Linked DNA regions of Homo sapiens: region 1 is linked to region 2. Evidence: chromatin contacts called from ENCODE Hi-C or POLR2A ChIA-PET data. All regions are on one chromosome and are shown on one strand. The core of a region is the stretch at or near the end of the contact, and the rest is flanking DNA. Distances in the headings are between cores, read along the strand shown.

What was found. Hi-C counts contacts between places; a loop is a spot of excess contacts on that map. ChIA-PET counts read pairs that join two places held with the same protein, here RNA polymerase II (POLR2A). Pooled maps may share reads with other maps.
Region 1: a pooled map shows a loop between it and region 2 (3-fold over the local background). The contact joins two enhancer-like sites. A Hi-C loop is called at or near these places in 8 of 168 maps with a recorded cell type or tissue (B cell, Calu3, GM12878 and 4 more), 6 of 37 single-sample maps with no recorded cell type and 17 of 50 pooled maps. POLR2A ChIA-PET finds 5 or more read pairs at or near these places in 11 of 52 experiments (A549, AG04449, GM12878 and 8 more).

What each region holds. Positions count from the first base shown.
Region 1 is chr14:76,933,786-76,940,623 of GRCh38, reverse strand. No RefSeq gene overlaps it. Among named protein-coding and RNA genes, the nearest start is that of LINC01629, 22 kb to the left of the region's middle. RefSeq lists enhancers at 185-685, 4,598-5,195, 5,196-5,794. Within about 2 kb of position 3,228, at least 13 of the 41 ENCODE cell types and tissues checked have a DNase peak (open chromatin) inside an H3K27ac peak, as active enhancers do.
Region 2 is chr14:76,880,913-76,887,082 of GRCh38, reverse strand. It overlaps the pseudogene RPL22P2. Among named protein-coding and RNA genes, the nearest start is that of LRRC74A, 58 kb to the right of the region's middle. RefSeq lists an enhancer at 2,036-2,853. Within about 2 kb of position 4,218, at least 2 of the 41 ENCODE cell types and tissues checked have a DNase peak (open chromatin) inside an H3K27ac peak, as active enhancers do.

The DNA.
Region 1 (6,838 bases), core at 1,979-4,478, 55 kb before region 2:
TTCCCAAAGTGTTGGGATTGCAGGCATGAGCCACTGCACGCGGCCCAAACTTGTATTTTGTTAACATAAATAAATGATAGAGAAGGCAGGCGAGAAGCGTAGCTGCCAGGCTGTGGGCCCACTGTAGCTGCCCACGCTTTCCAGTGGGTGCTGTGGAAGGGGAGGTCCTAGGTGGGGTGGGCTCCCTACCTCCCCTGACTGTGGCCCCGCAGCTGGGGAGGGATCTGGAAAGGGGATCATGGGCATGGTGATAGGAGACTGGTATTCCAGACTTCCCAGGTTGGGAGCCCAGTTGAGAGAGGAGGGGGGCTGGATGGGAGCCGGCCCTGGGGGAGATGGGGAGGGGCTAGGGGCCATTTGCTCTTCCAGCCAGCTGACCCTGTTATTTTTAGCCCTGGAATGCTCCTCCCAAGCCCCCTTCACTTCTATTTATCTTGCTTTGGAGTCTTGGTTCTTTCCCAGAAATTCCACATGAGGGGAGGCAGAGGGGATTGAGGGTGCCAGGAAGAATGGGACACACTGGCTGGGGCTGGGCTGAGGAAGAGGAGGAAGCTGCTCTCCTTCTCCCCACCCCAGCCCAGAGGCTGCCTTTTCCTCCTTTCTCCATTTTGGCTGGAAAATGGAAAAAACCTGGCTCAGAGAACACTCAGCTGTCACCAAGTTATCCTTCCTTCTTCTCAACCACCCAGATGAGACCTCCATTGTCCCCAGCCCAGGCCTTGGCTGCCCATCCTCTCACTTTTCCTTCAGGGAGCTCAGGGGACGGTTGGGGTGGTCAGGAAGGGTTTGCCTTGGAACCCGTAGCTGTGCATCAGGACACACTGGGGGTCCCTGGAAGGAGTTCCTGTGTGAAAATAAAAGAAGGGCCAGGTGTGGTGGCTCACGTCTATAATCCCAGCACTTTGGAAGGCCGAGGCGGGTGGATCACTTGATCCCAGGAGTTCGAGATCAGCCTGGGCAACATAGTGACACCTCATCTCTACCAAAAATTAAAAAAATTAGTTGGGCATGTTAGCACGTGCCCTGGGAGGCTGAGGTGGGAGGATTGCTTAAACCCGGGAGGTCGAGGCTGCAGTGAGCTGTGACTGTGCCACTGCACTCCAGCCTGGGCAACACAGTGAGACCCTGTCTCAAAAAAAAAAAAAAAAAGAAGAAAAGAAAAGAAAGAAAAAAAGAGAAAATGAACAGAATGAACAGGGGCAGTTAGAAAAGAATTGGTATGAATGCTGGAGGTTTTCTCAGCACTCCCTGAGCTTCAGTTGCATCCTCTGTAAAATGGGAATGACAACAGTTCCCTCTCTATGAGGGATCTGCTGGGGCATGAGCTGGTGAATAGATGGCACCATTTACACGTGGAAACCACTCCATCAATGTCGCCAGTGCTGGCAGGATGGGCCAATCCCAAGGCGGGTGTGCTTTTGGGTACTGATGGGGCCTGAGCCTCCTGAAGGCCACACCCCTCCCCAGCCTACTTTAGTTGCTGTCAGGCTGCAGAGTGCTCTGCTCTGGGCTCTTGGTGTTTTTCTTTTTTTTTTTTCTTTTTTTAAATTTTTTTATTTTTATTTTTTGAGACAGTTTTTCCTCTTGTTGCCCAGGCTGGAGTGCAATGGTGTGATCTCAGCTCGCTGAAACCTCCGCCTCCTGGGTTCAAGCGATTCTCCTACCTCAGCCTCCCGAGTGCTGGGATTACAGGCATGTGCCACCACGCCCTGCTAATTTTTTGTATTTATAGTAGAGACGGGGTTTCTCCATGTTGGTCAGGTTGGTCTCAAACTCCCGACCTCAGGTGATCTGCCCGCCTCGGCCTCCCAAAGTGTTGGGATTACAGGCGTGAGCCACCGCACCCAGCCTGCTCTGGGCTCTTGTTACAGGTGAATGTCACTCACTGGCAGCTCTCCCTGCTCCCCCCAGCACAGGGGTGAAAGTGGGCAGTAATTCTGGGATAAGGGACACTTTGAGGCAAGGTAATCCCCTCCTGCCAGTCCCTGGAGGAGAGGAGGGGAGTGTGCCTCTGAGGCTCCCCAGCAGGGTGGGCACGCTTTCTCTTCCTGTCCTGTTCTCCAAGCCTCCTTGTGGGAAAAGTCCATCAGCCCTTAGGGAGGGCCGGGCATCACCTGGAGCTGGCGCTAGGGAGAGAGGCCAAGGCAGTCAATGAAGAGCCTTGGTGGGCCCAGTGCTGAAGGAACGGTGGAATATTCTGGTCATGAGTCAGTCAAAAATGGCCAAGCTCCAGGCCTGGCGGTAGCCTTGGGGGTCTATGTGTAGAAGAGAGGGTGGACATGCCTGGGCCAGTTCTGGATAAAGGCAGGGGATGGGGAAAGCCATCTGGGGCAACCACTGTCCCCCTGGCATGGGATTAATGCCACTTAGAGGTGGAAAAGAGGCAGCAGCTGCCATATCCCAGGAAAGTCACTGACCTTTAGAACAGGAGACAGAAATAGCCCTGGAGAGTTCAGAATCCTGTGTGAGAGAGGTGGCCAGGCCAGGCAGGGCAGGCCCCAACATGAGGAGGGGAGGAGAACCATGTTAGTACCCACTGTGTCAGACATGATGCCCGGCATTTCACAGGCCTTCCTCACTTACTTTCCACCTCCAGCCAGCAGGGTATGCATGATTGTCTCCATTTTATGGATGAGGAAACTGAGGCTCAGAGAGGCGTGGCCAAACTTGTCGTCAGCAGAGTTGGGGCTGAGCCAGACCTCGCTTGTCTGACAGTCCACGTGTCCCCATGGCTTCCTTCACCCCCAGCCCAGTTGCTGCTGCCATCATGGGTGTTGGATGGGGTTATCCAGCTGAACCTGTACTCAGCTAGCCTGGTATAGGGGGGTGGAAAACCTCTCATTGAGGCCTGGAGGCTCCAAAAGGTGAAACTCAACTACTTCTGCTTATGAAGTCACCCCAGAGCCTCTTAATCTTGGCAGCCTTTGGCCAACTTTCCTTTTCTCCCTTGCTCACGGAAAGAGGGACTGCCAACATTTCTCCCCTTACGTCACCTCAATTGTGCCAGGCTCAGGGCTAGGTGGAACCCCTGGAGACCCCTCCCCTGTGGCAGTGGCAAGGATAAGCTTGGGGGAAAGGGCCCAGTCAAGCCAAGGTCTGAGAGGGTAAGAATAACAACGTGTTAAAATAACACGCTGACTGGCTGGTGGGCTCCTCCTCCCTTCCCTGATGGTGTTCCAGCCTCAGCAGCTCCCAGCTGTTTCTGCTTATCTGAAGCCAGGGAGACTGGTTGCCTGGATACCAGGCTGCTGATTCGCAGTTGGGTCCTTCAGGGGCAGGCAGAGCTGCTGCATCTCCAGCCAGCTGGGCGTGGCACCCTCAGCCCCCTGCACCGGCCCTGGGAAAGGTGGCAGGGAGGACTGGGGGTCAGGTGGGGAGCGCTGATGGAAGAGACCCCTTGTGCCGGAGTTGTTAGAGAATCTGAGCCCTGCCGTTTGCTGGCTGTGTGACCTTGCTCGTGCTAACCTCTCTGAGCTTTTGTTTCTTTATCTGTGAAGAGGGGATAAATATCCCCTGCCTCGAAGAGCTGTTGAAAGAATAGATGTGGGCTGGGCACGGTGGCTCACGCCTGTAATCCCAGCACTTTAAGAGGACAAGGCTGGTGGATCACTTGAAGTCAGGAGTTTGGGACCATCCTGGCCAACATGGCAAAACCCCATCTCTACTAAAAATACAAAAATTAGCTGGGCGTGGTGGCACATACCTGTAATCCCTGCTATTCAGGAGGCTGAGGTACAAGAATCACTGGAACCCGGGAGGGAGGTTGCAGTGAGCCGAGATTGTGCTGTTGCACTACAGTCTGGGCGAAAGAGCCAGACTCTGCCTCAGAAGAAAAAAAAAAAAGAATAAATATGATGAGTAAGTGACTGCACAACAGAGCACTACAGCTCAGTAATCCTGACAGCCTACCCAGCACCGTTGGGCCCCATCCAGAACCTTTGGTCTGCATCCCACAGGGAAGCCATGCGGGGTCACTGAAGCAGGCAGCTGGGGAGCCTCAGAGGAGGTGGCCTCGAGCCTGCTTCCATCCTCTAGGGATGGAGGCTATGACCCAACCTGGGGCCCTCAGAACTTAGCTGGGGTTGAAGGGCCAGCCTGGGGATGGGTTGGGGAAGACTAGGCCAGACAGCAGGCCGCTGATGGCATCTTAGGTGATGAAAGGAAAGCCAGCTTTGTGTCCAACCAATGGTGAATGTTCCCGTTCAGCATCCTTTCCTGGCAAAGGGAGAAGTTGCCGGATTGCAGGTGGAAGACTAGGGAAGGAGGCAAGAAAGCCCAGCATCGTGAGCTGTCTAAGGTCCCTGTCACCTGCCCTGGTTGAGTAAAGAAGACAGCAAGACTGGGCTGGGCGCAGTGGCTCACACCTGTAATCCCAACACTTTGGGAGGCTGAGGTGGGCAGATCACCTGAGGTCGGGAGTTTGAGACCAGCCTGGCCAACACGGAGAAACCCTGTCTCTACTAAAAATACAAAATTAGCCAGGCATGGTGGCAGGTGCTTGTAATCCCAGCTACTCGGGAGGCTGAGGCAGGAGAATCACTTGAACCTGGGAGGCGGAGGTTGCGGTGAGCCGAGATCACACCACTGCTCTCCAGCCTGGGCAACAAGAGCGAAACTCCATCTCAAAAAAAAAAAAAAAAGACTGCAAGGCCAAGGGAGCAGGAACAGGACCAAGAGGACATGTCCTTCTGGTCTGCTCAGATCTAGTGGTCCCCATGTGACCTTTTTTCACTTAAGAGATGAGTGAGGCAAGCTCAGGGCTGTGGGCTGGGGGCTGGCAGAGCTGGGCGGGAGAAACCTGAATCTCCTCTGCAGGAAGGGCTGTTCCCAAGCTCATCTGCTGGCTCTCCCGAAACCTCTCCAGAGCCAGGCCCATGGAGCAGGCACTGGGTCCAGATGAGAAGCAGCAAATAACCATGGGCTCTCAGTGGCCCCGAGGGGTGTGCAGGGCCATCACAGACCCTCTTCTTCACCCTCCTGACTTAGGAAAAGGGCAGCGAAGAAAAGGGCAAGTGGGAAGGGAAGGGAGGGGGTGCTGTTTCACCAGGGCCTGTACCTTTTTACTCCCTTAATGCAGCAGGAGAGCAGCCTGTGCCTGCTGGTAGCAAAGAGACCGGAGCCCATGAATAATGCAAAGAAGAGCATGGGGCAGCTAGAAAATGGTTACTGTTTCGTCAAAGTGGGGAATGGGCCTGGAATGCAAAACAGAGGGGAGACAGGGGCTGGAGTGGAGGCGAGGGCTTGGTGCTGCCCTTGGGCCACTGGGCTGAGGGACTCGCCATTCTTGTGCTGAGCCCAGCTCCTGGCTCTGGCCTCTCTGTGGCATCAGTAGCAGCCCAGGGCTTGCAGACTGGGCAGAAGGGTTGGGCCCTGCCCCAGGCCTGGCCTTCTGTTAGGGCGACTGGAGGCAATGGCCACCCATCATATCTTCACAGAGTTGCTGGCACTGGCAAGCAAAGTAGAAGGGAGGTTTGGCGGGAAACTGAGGGAGCTTCCAGAGATGTCTTATCAGGATGGGTGGGGCACTTCCAGCTGCTTGGAAGTTTGAGAATTGGGGAAAACTTAGGGGTCAAGGAGTATCATTTAAGAGTCAAAAGAAGGTACACTTTGGGAGGCTGAGGCAGGCGGATCACCTGAGGTCAGGAGTTTGAGACCAGCCTGGCCAACATGGAGAAAACCCATCTCTACTAAAAATTACAAAGAAATTAGTTGGGCGTGGTGGCACATGCCTGTAGTCCCAGCTACTCAGGAGGCTGAGGCAGGAGAATTGCTTGAACCTGGGAGGCTTAGGTTGCAGTGAGCCGAGACCATGCCACTGCACTCCAGCCTGGGTGACAAAGCAAGACTCCGTCTCAAAAAAAAAAAAAAAAAAAAAAAAAAAAAAAAGAAGAAGAAGAAGAAGAAGAAGGAGAAGAAAGTAAATCAGTACATCTATAAGGATGGATTTGGAGTAGGTATGAGTGGAAAAGGTACCGCCTGTCCTCACTGCCTTGTCCCCGGTGGGCAAGAGAATGCCTGGTTACAAAAGGCCTGAAAGTTATACAGCTGCACTTTTTTTCCTGAGTTCCATGAGAATCCGTGGAAGGATTTTACAGGAGAGAGACAAGATCGGATTTAAGTGTGAGCAAATCATAGATAGTTTTATTGTATTGTCATGGGAGATCAACAAACCATTTATTATGTATTTGCCTCCTTTTTTTTTTGACGTAGTCTCGGCTCTGTTGCCCAGGCTGGAGTGCAGTGGTGTGATCTTGGCTCACTGCAACGTCTGTTTCCCCGGTTCAAGCGATTCTCCTGCCTCAGCCTCCCGAGTAGCTGAGAGTACAGGCATGTGCCACCACTACGCCTAGCTCATTTATTTTTCTATCTCTCTTTTTTTTTTTTGAGACGGGGTTTCGCCCTGTCGCCCAGACTGGAGTGCAATGGCATGATCTCAGCTCACTGCAACCTCCGCCTCCTGGATTCAAATGATTCCCCTGCCTCAGCCTCCCGAGTAGCTGGGATTACAAGCACCCACCACCACGCCCAGCTAATTTTTGTATTTGTTTTTAGTAGAGATGGGGTTTCACCATGTTGGCCAGGCTGGTCTTGAACTCCTGACTTCATGATCCGCCCACCTCAGCCTCCCAAAGTGCTGGGATTACAGGTGCGAGCCACTGTGCCTGGCCCGTACTTTTTTTTTTTTTTTTTAAGTACTGTTCCCACTTGATGGATGTCTCTGCTTCTAAAGCTTGTTGGTCACCATGTGATTTGGGAAGGAGGGGACACGGGGTGAGTTAAGGGGACGAGTTAGGGGACTGGCAGAGTAGTGCAGGTGCAAGAGGCTGGGTGACCAGAG
Region 2 (6,170 bases), core at 2,969-5,468:
TGTGTGTGTGTGTGTGTGTGTGTGCGTGCATTGCATTTTTCTGGGGCAAGTTCATAGCTTTCCAAAGATTCTCAAAAGTGTCTGTGACCTAAAATATATTAAGAGACCCTTAAGGGCAAGGACTTTATCTTAGCTGTCTCTTTGTTCCCCATGGTACCACCAAGCGTGGTGCTTTGCATAAAACACATGTAAACATGATGTTCACTAAAGTTCATTGCTTCTGTTGAAGGGTGATGGTCTCCACTCCCTGGATACACCAGCCTGGGAGGTGCCTTCTCAATGGAAAGACAAAAAGAGCATTTTCTCGCTCCCTTTCTAACTCCGCTGCCACCATAGCTCCTGTGAAAAAGCTTGTGGCGAAGGGGGACAAAAAAAAGAAGAAGGTTCTGAAGTTCACTCTTGATTGCACCCACCCTGTAGAAGATGGAATCATGGATGCTGCCAATTTTGAGCAGTTTTTGCAAGAAAGGATCAAAGTGAATGGAAAAGCTGGGAACCTTGGTGGAGGGGTGGTGACCAACGAAAGGAGCAAGAGCAAGATCACTGTGACATCCAAGGTGACTTTCTCCAAAAGGTATTTGAAGTATCTCACCAAAAAAATTTGAAGAAAAATAATCTATGTGACTGGTTGCGCATACTTGCTAACAGCAAAGAGAGTTACGAATTACATTACTTCTAGATTAACCAGGATGAAGAAGAGGATTAAATTTCATTTATCTGGAATATTTTGTATGAGTTCTTGAATAAAACTTGGGAACTAAAAAAAAAAAAGAGCATTTTCTCTCTAAAAAAAAAAAATCCCTGTCACCTGGAGAGTCCACACATCACGCCCGGGCTCAGTAGTGGCACGTCCTCTCTCCCCAAGATGGGTGGGGAGGTGGAGTGGGTGGACAAGAAAGACACCATCCCCCATCCCTAGGCAGGTCTGAAATTGAATTCACCCCCAGGAGGAAGGAGAAATTTGCCAACCTAATAGCTTTCATTCTGTGTGAGCTTTTCCTGCTGCACGGGAAGGGGGACCCCTCTGGTTCTTAAAGGAGACAATGAATCTTCATTCATTTGTGCTCTGCAGTGTTTGTAGATTGGGTAGACCTGGAGGGGAGTCAAGGTTCTTTTAGATTCTTTCAACAATGGAAGGCAATTGGAATTGGGTCCTACTGAGTCAGCACACCTGTCATCTGTGTCTGCGGTGGCTGGACCAGCTGCTTAGGGAAAAACACGGGTCCAGAGCTCTTCCAAGGACACGTTTCCAGGTCCTTTCTAGCCTGAAAATACCTGAGTCTGAGAAACGAGCCTGGGATTGCCAATGGCAGTGGAAATGTGTTAGGCATGGGCAGTCTCTGCCGTGGAAGGGGTGGTATCCACTGGCTGAGCACTTCCTATGACCCAGGAGTGCCCGGCCCCTCCTCATCCTTACGGAAGCCTGTGTTCTCAGTCACCCTGGGAGGGGGCCATGAGTTCCTCCTTTACAGGTGAGAAAGCTGCCCTGAGTTGCCCGGGGTCCTGAGGCCAGGGAGTGGCAGAGCCGGGATCTGCCTCCAGAGCTCCACATCGCTCTGTGCCACTGCCACCCAGCCCAGAGGGCTCTGGGAAGCTGGCAGCAGAAGGCTTGGGCATTTGGGTTGTTGCCCTGTCACTTAGCTGTTGGCCTCAACTGACATTTCGGGCCTCAGTTTCCCTGTCTGTGAAAATGAGAGGATACGTGAAAGGACGGCAGCGACAGAGCAGCAGCCTCGGCAAACCTCCGGAAACCAGGAGGGGCTGTGGAAGTGCCAGGGGCCCAGGAGCCTGAGCTGGGAATGGGAAGGAGAAGGCAGAGGTGGGGCTGGGGATGAGGCCTGCCCAGGCCCAGTGTGGAAGTGCTGGGTTGGTCCACCCTTCCTGTCTCCCGCAGCCGGTCCCTTCAGTCTCCTCCCCCGCCCTGCCCTCTGGGCTTTCCTCTGGGCTGGCTTTTCACAAACCTCTGACGAGTGTGAGGAATGAAATTCTGACCTGAGCCCACCCTCTCCCGGCCTCCCGGGAACATGGGCGTTTGAATGGAAGGGATTCGCAGCCTGGGTCCTGGAGGTGCAAAGGAAGGCGTCTGGCTGGTCCAGCCCTCAGCCTCAGGGAACCAGGGTGCGGATGTTGAGTGTGCCCTGCCCAGGGACTGTGGCTCCAGCCTGGTCCGGCTCTGCCAGGGAAGGCAGACGGGGTGGTCTGGCTTCCGAGAGTCGGGCCAGTGTCTGGGCTGGGCCTCAGGCAGATCCCCTGGGCTGCATCTCCACTCTCCCTGCCTCCTACACAGGGTGGGGTTCCCTTCCCACCCTCTTCTGTGGAGCCCAGATCCTCTCCAGCCCTGGTCTGGGACCCGGGGCCCACTCCCCTCCTGCCAGCTTATGTCCCAGCACTGCTTGACCCTGGCCCAACTGTGAGGGACAGGAGAGCCACAAGAGCAGCCGGCCGCATCCAGGAGGTGGAAACCAGGAGTCAGCTGGGCCCATGCTGGAGGAGCAAGGCACCCGGCCGGCTGCCTGCTGGGGGAGTTTCTGAATTGCCTACTGGCTGAGACTGTCAAAGGGGTGTGAACCAGAGCAACTCCATATTGAATAGGAGCTGGGTAAAATGAGGCTGAGGCCTACTAGGCTGCATTCCCAGACGGTTAGGAATTCTAAGTCACAGGATGAGATAGGAGGTCAGCACAAGATACAGGTCATAAAGACCTTGCTGATAAAACAGTTTGCAGTAAAGACGCCGGCCAAAACCCACCAAAACTAAAATGGCGACAAGAGTGACTTCTGGTCGTCCTCACTGCTACACTCCCACCAGCTCCATGACAGTGTACAAATGCCATGGCAACGTCAGAAAGTTACCCTATATGGTCTAAAAAGGGGAGGCATGAATAATCCACCTTCTGTTTAGCATATTATCAAGAAATAACCATAAAAATGGGCAATCAGCAGCCCTCAGGGCTGCTCTGTCTATGGGGTGGCCATTCTTTATTCCTTTACTTTCTTAATCAACTTGCTTTTGCTTTGCACTGCGGAGTCCCCCTGAATTCTTTCTTGCGCGAGATCCAAGAACTCTCTCTTGGGGTCTGCATCGGGACCCCTTTTCTGTAATAAGACCAGAGGTCAGAGCGGGCCTGGGCTGGCCCTGCTGGCGGAGGCCCTGAAGAGCTTTATCCTGGCTCCAGGCCTCACCACCGCCACCCTCCGCCTCACACTCCCCTTGTGCCCACCTCAGACCTGCAGCCTCCTCCAACAGCGAGTTCTAGCTGAAGTGGCTCACCTGCTTGCCCACCACCCATGGAGGGCCTTGGCAGGGAGGGGCCTATCTTCCCCTGGCCCCTGCCCTTCTTTCTTCCTGACCCCACCTGCAGCCTGTGGAGGTCAGGGCTGTTTCCTCTCTCTCCTCTCTTCCGGAAACCCACGTGCCACCTGGCCAACCTCGAAAGGAGGCCCTGCTGGGTTCTTCATCTTTCTCCTTCCAGCTGTGGAGAGGTGGGGGTTGGGGCGGGGCAGAAGGATGGGTTGTCTGTTCCAACACCCTCCGATTCTGTTTCCCAGACAGGAAGGCCCTTTGTGTATAAATGTCCTCACCCTAGATGGGGTCTGCTAGATAATGTGTGGGCCATTTGTTAAAAAATTGTTAAGAATTTCAAGACGGAGACAACAGAGCATGAAGCCAAGTGGCCGATCCTTCCATGTGCGGAGCCTCGTGTGACCACACAGGTTGAACACCCACAAAACTGGCCCTGCCCCCGGAAAGCCCTAGGCCCTCCTCGGCCTCGCCGTCTCTCTCCTGGACCATAGATGCGGTGGAGACCTTGGCTGGAAGGCAAGTCTGAGCGGACCTCCACCCTACCCTCTCCTTCGCTTCTCACAGTCTCCTCAGTGGAAGTGTCTAATGCTCCATCTCGACCTTCTTCCCGGGGAAACTGAGGCAACGGGGAGGACTGGGGCCTCCCGATCCCATGCAGTCCCACCCATCCCAGTTGGCCAAGGGAGGGCTGATGGTGGTGGCTGAGTCCAGGGCTTCCCCTGCGTTGCCCAGGATCTGTTAGTCTCAGTGTTCCTGGTGGGCCAGGGAGAAGTCCCTGCCTTGGCCTTCTGTTACCCATTAGCGCCAGCGTTCCTGAGGGGAGGGAGCCAGCGGATTTTGGGGGCACTTTGCCAGTTCCAGGCCAGGCCTCCCTGCAGCCACAGCTGGGGCACTTTGTTCTTTGCAGCCGATGCATAGCAGCTGGCTCCACCAGCAACCAGGCAGGATGGCCACCCTTGGGCTGTTCAGTTCCCTGAACGAGGGAGAGGCCAGGGCTTTGGATTGGGATCCAGGATTTGCTTGACTCTGGCAGCCCCAGCTGGGCTGAAGTCAGGGGAAGCAGAAGCAGGCAGGCCATCCACAGGGTCTGGAAATGATCTCTCCAATAGCAGAGAAAGGCCAGGCCCTGGGGAAGGTGGAATGACCACTCTGCCCTGGCAGGCCCCGCAGGATGCAGCCAATGGTCCAGGCTTCCAGGTCTGCCACCAGCTTCAGGGACCATAAGACCCACCACCCCTCCTACCAGGGAGCACTTAGTCAGGGCCTGGTGAGGGGCAAAGTGGTCTCGGGGCACCTCCTGCACCTATCCTCACAAAAGCCAAGGAGAGGGGTCCTCTTATTATAATAACGAGATTCAGATAATCGAGCCACTGCTTCCAGCCCACAGAGCCACTATGTCGCCCACATGTGGGGGTCGTCACAGTGGGAATGTATGGGGGCTACTTGTGTAATGTGCACCTCCCTGATTAAGGCTCTAAGCTCTGTGTCACTGAGCAGAGCTGCCATGTGCATTTATGTCTGGCCAATGCGATGTTCAACATCGTGACTCTGGTGCTACGCACAGTGCCTGGCACATAATAGGACCTCCATAGGTAATACGGGAAGAAAGGAGACCATTGGGTCAGGATCCCAACACAGGTCAGCTTGATCCTGAGCCTGTGCGCTAAACCACTGCGCACACTACCTCACTGTCACCCGAGGTCTCTCTTGACAAACTTCTGGAAGGCTGGTGAAGGTCCTGGGAACAGACCCAGATAGAGCCCTGCACCCAGTCTAGGCTGGAAAGCAGATAGCACTGGCCTTGACTTCATGGAAGGAGCTTAGGGAAAGGGGGAAGGACACCCTGTCTCCCCTTCTCCGTCCCCCTATCAAGAGTCCCCACTCCTGAGGCTTTGGGAAGGTCCCTCCTCCATGGAAGACCTCACTGGGCCAGCTGGTTCCTGGGTGGCTTCTTACTTCCCCAGCCCCGTAAGGCAGGGGTCATGGGCAGCTGGAGGAGTCTGGCCCTGCATGGGCTGGGTAGCAGGGAGGGCTTCAATAGGGAGGCCTTTCCTGGAAGAAATAACTACATTTGTAGCGTGCTTCCAATCTTGCTCCATGGAGCAATTCAGTCCTTGGCTTTCACGGTGCAGCTGGATCATCTGCTTTCACAGTTTTGCTGGAACCTCAGCCTCCAGGCCAACACTTCTGTTGTCTCAAGCATCTGAGGGTGTTCACCCCAGACATATTTACACCAGGCACTGCCAGCCTACTGGGGCGGTGTGTCTGCCAGAGAGGCGTTCAGGAAACCCCACAGCTGGGCTGCTGAGAGCGGTCTCACTGTCCTTTAAATGTATTCATTAGAATCCTCTCTGAGCCTCTCCTCTGTCCCACGCTAAGTAGGCAGATCCACCAGGGGAAGCACAGCCCTGGACTCAAGGGGCTGCCAGGCCAGTAGGGGAGGAAAACATGCCAGCAGACAACAATCACAGAGGGATGCTAGTGTGCAGGGACACATGGAGGGGCCCGAATGTCCTAGGGGGCTTTTGGCTACAAGTAACAGAGAAATCAACTCATCCTAGACATAGGATGTGATTGTGGGTTTGTTTGTTTGTTTGTTTTTTTGAGACAGAGTTTCACTCTGGCCCAGGCTGGAGTGCAGTGGCGTGATCTCGGCTCATTGCAGCTTTGATCTCCTGGGCTCAAGCAATCCTCCCATTTCAGCCTCCTGAGTAGCTGGGACTACAGGTGCTCACCACCATGCCCAGCCAATTTTTGTACTTCGTGTAGAGATGGAGTTTTGTCATGTTGCCCAGGCTGGTCTCAAACTCCTGGGCTCAAGCAATCCTCCTGCTTCAGCCTCCCAAAATGCTGAGATTACAGGCATG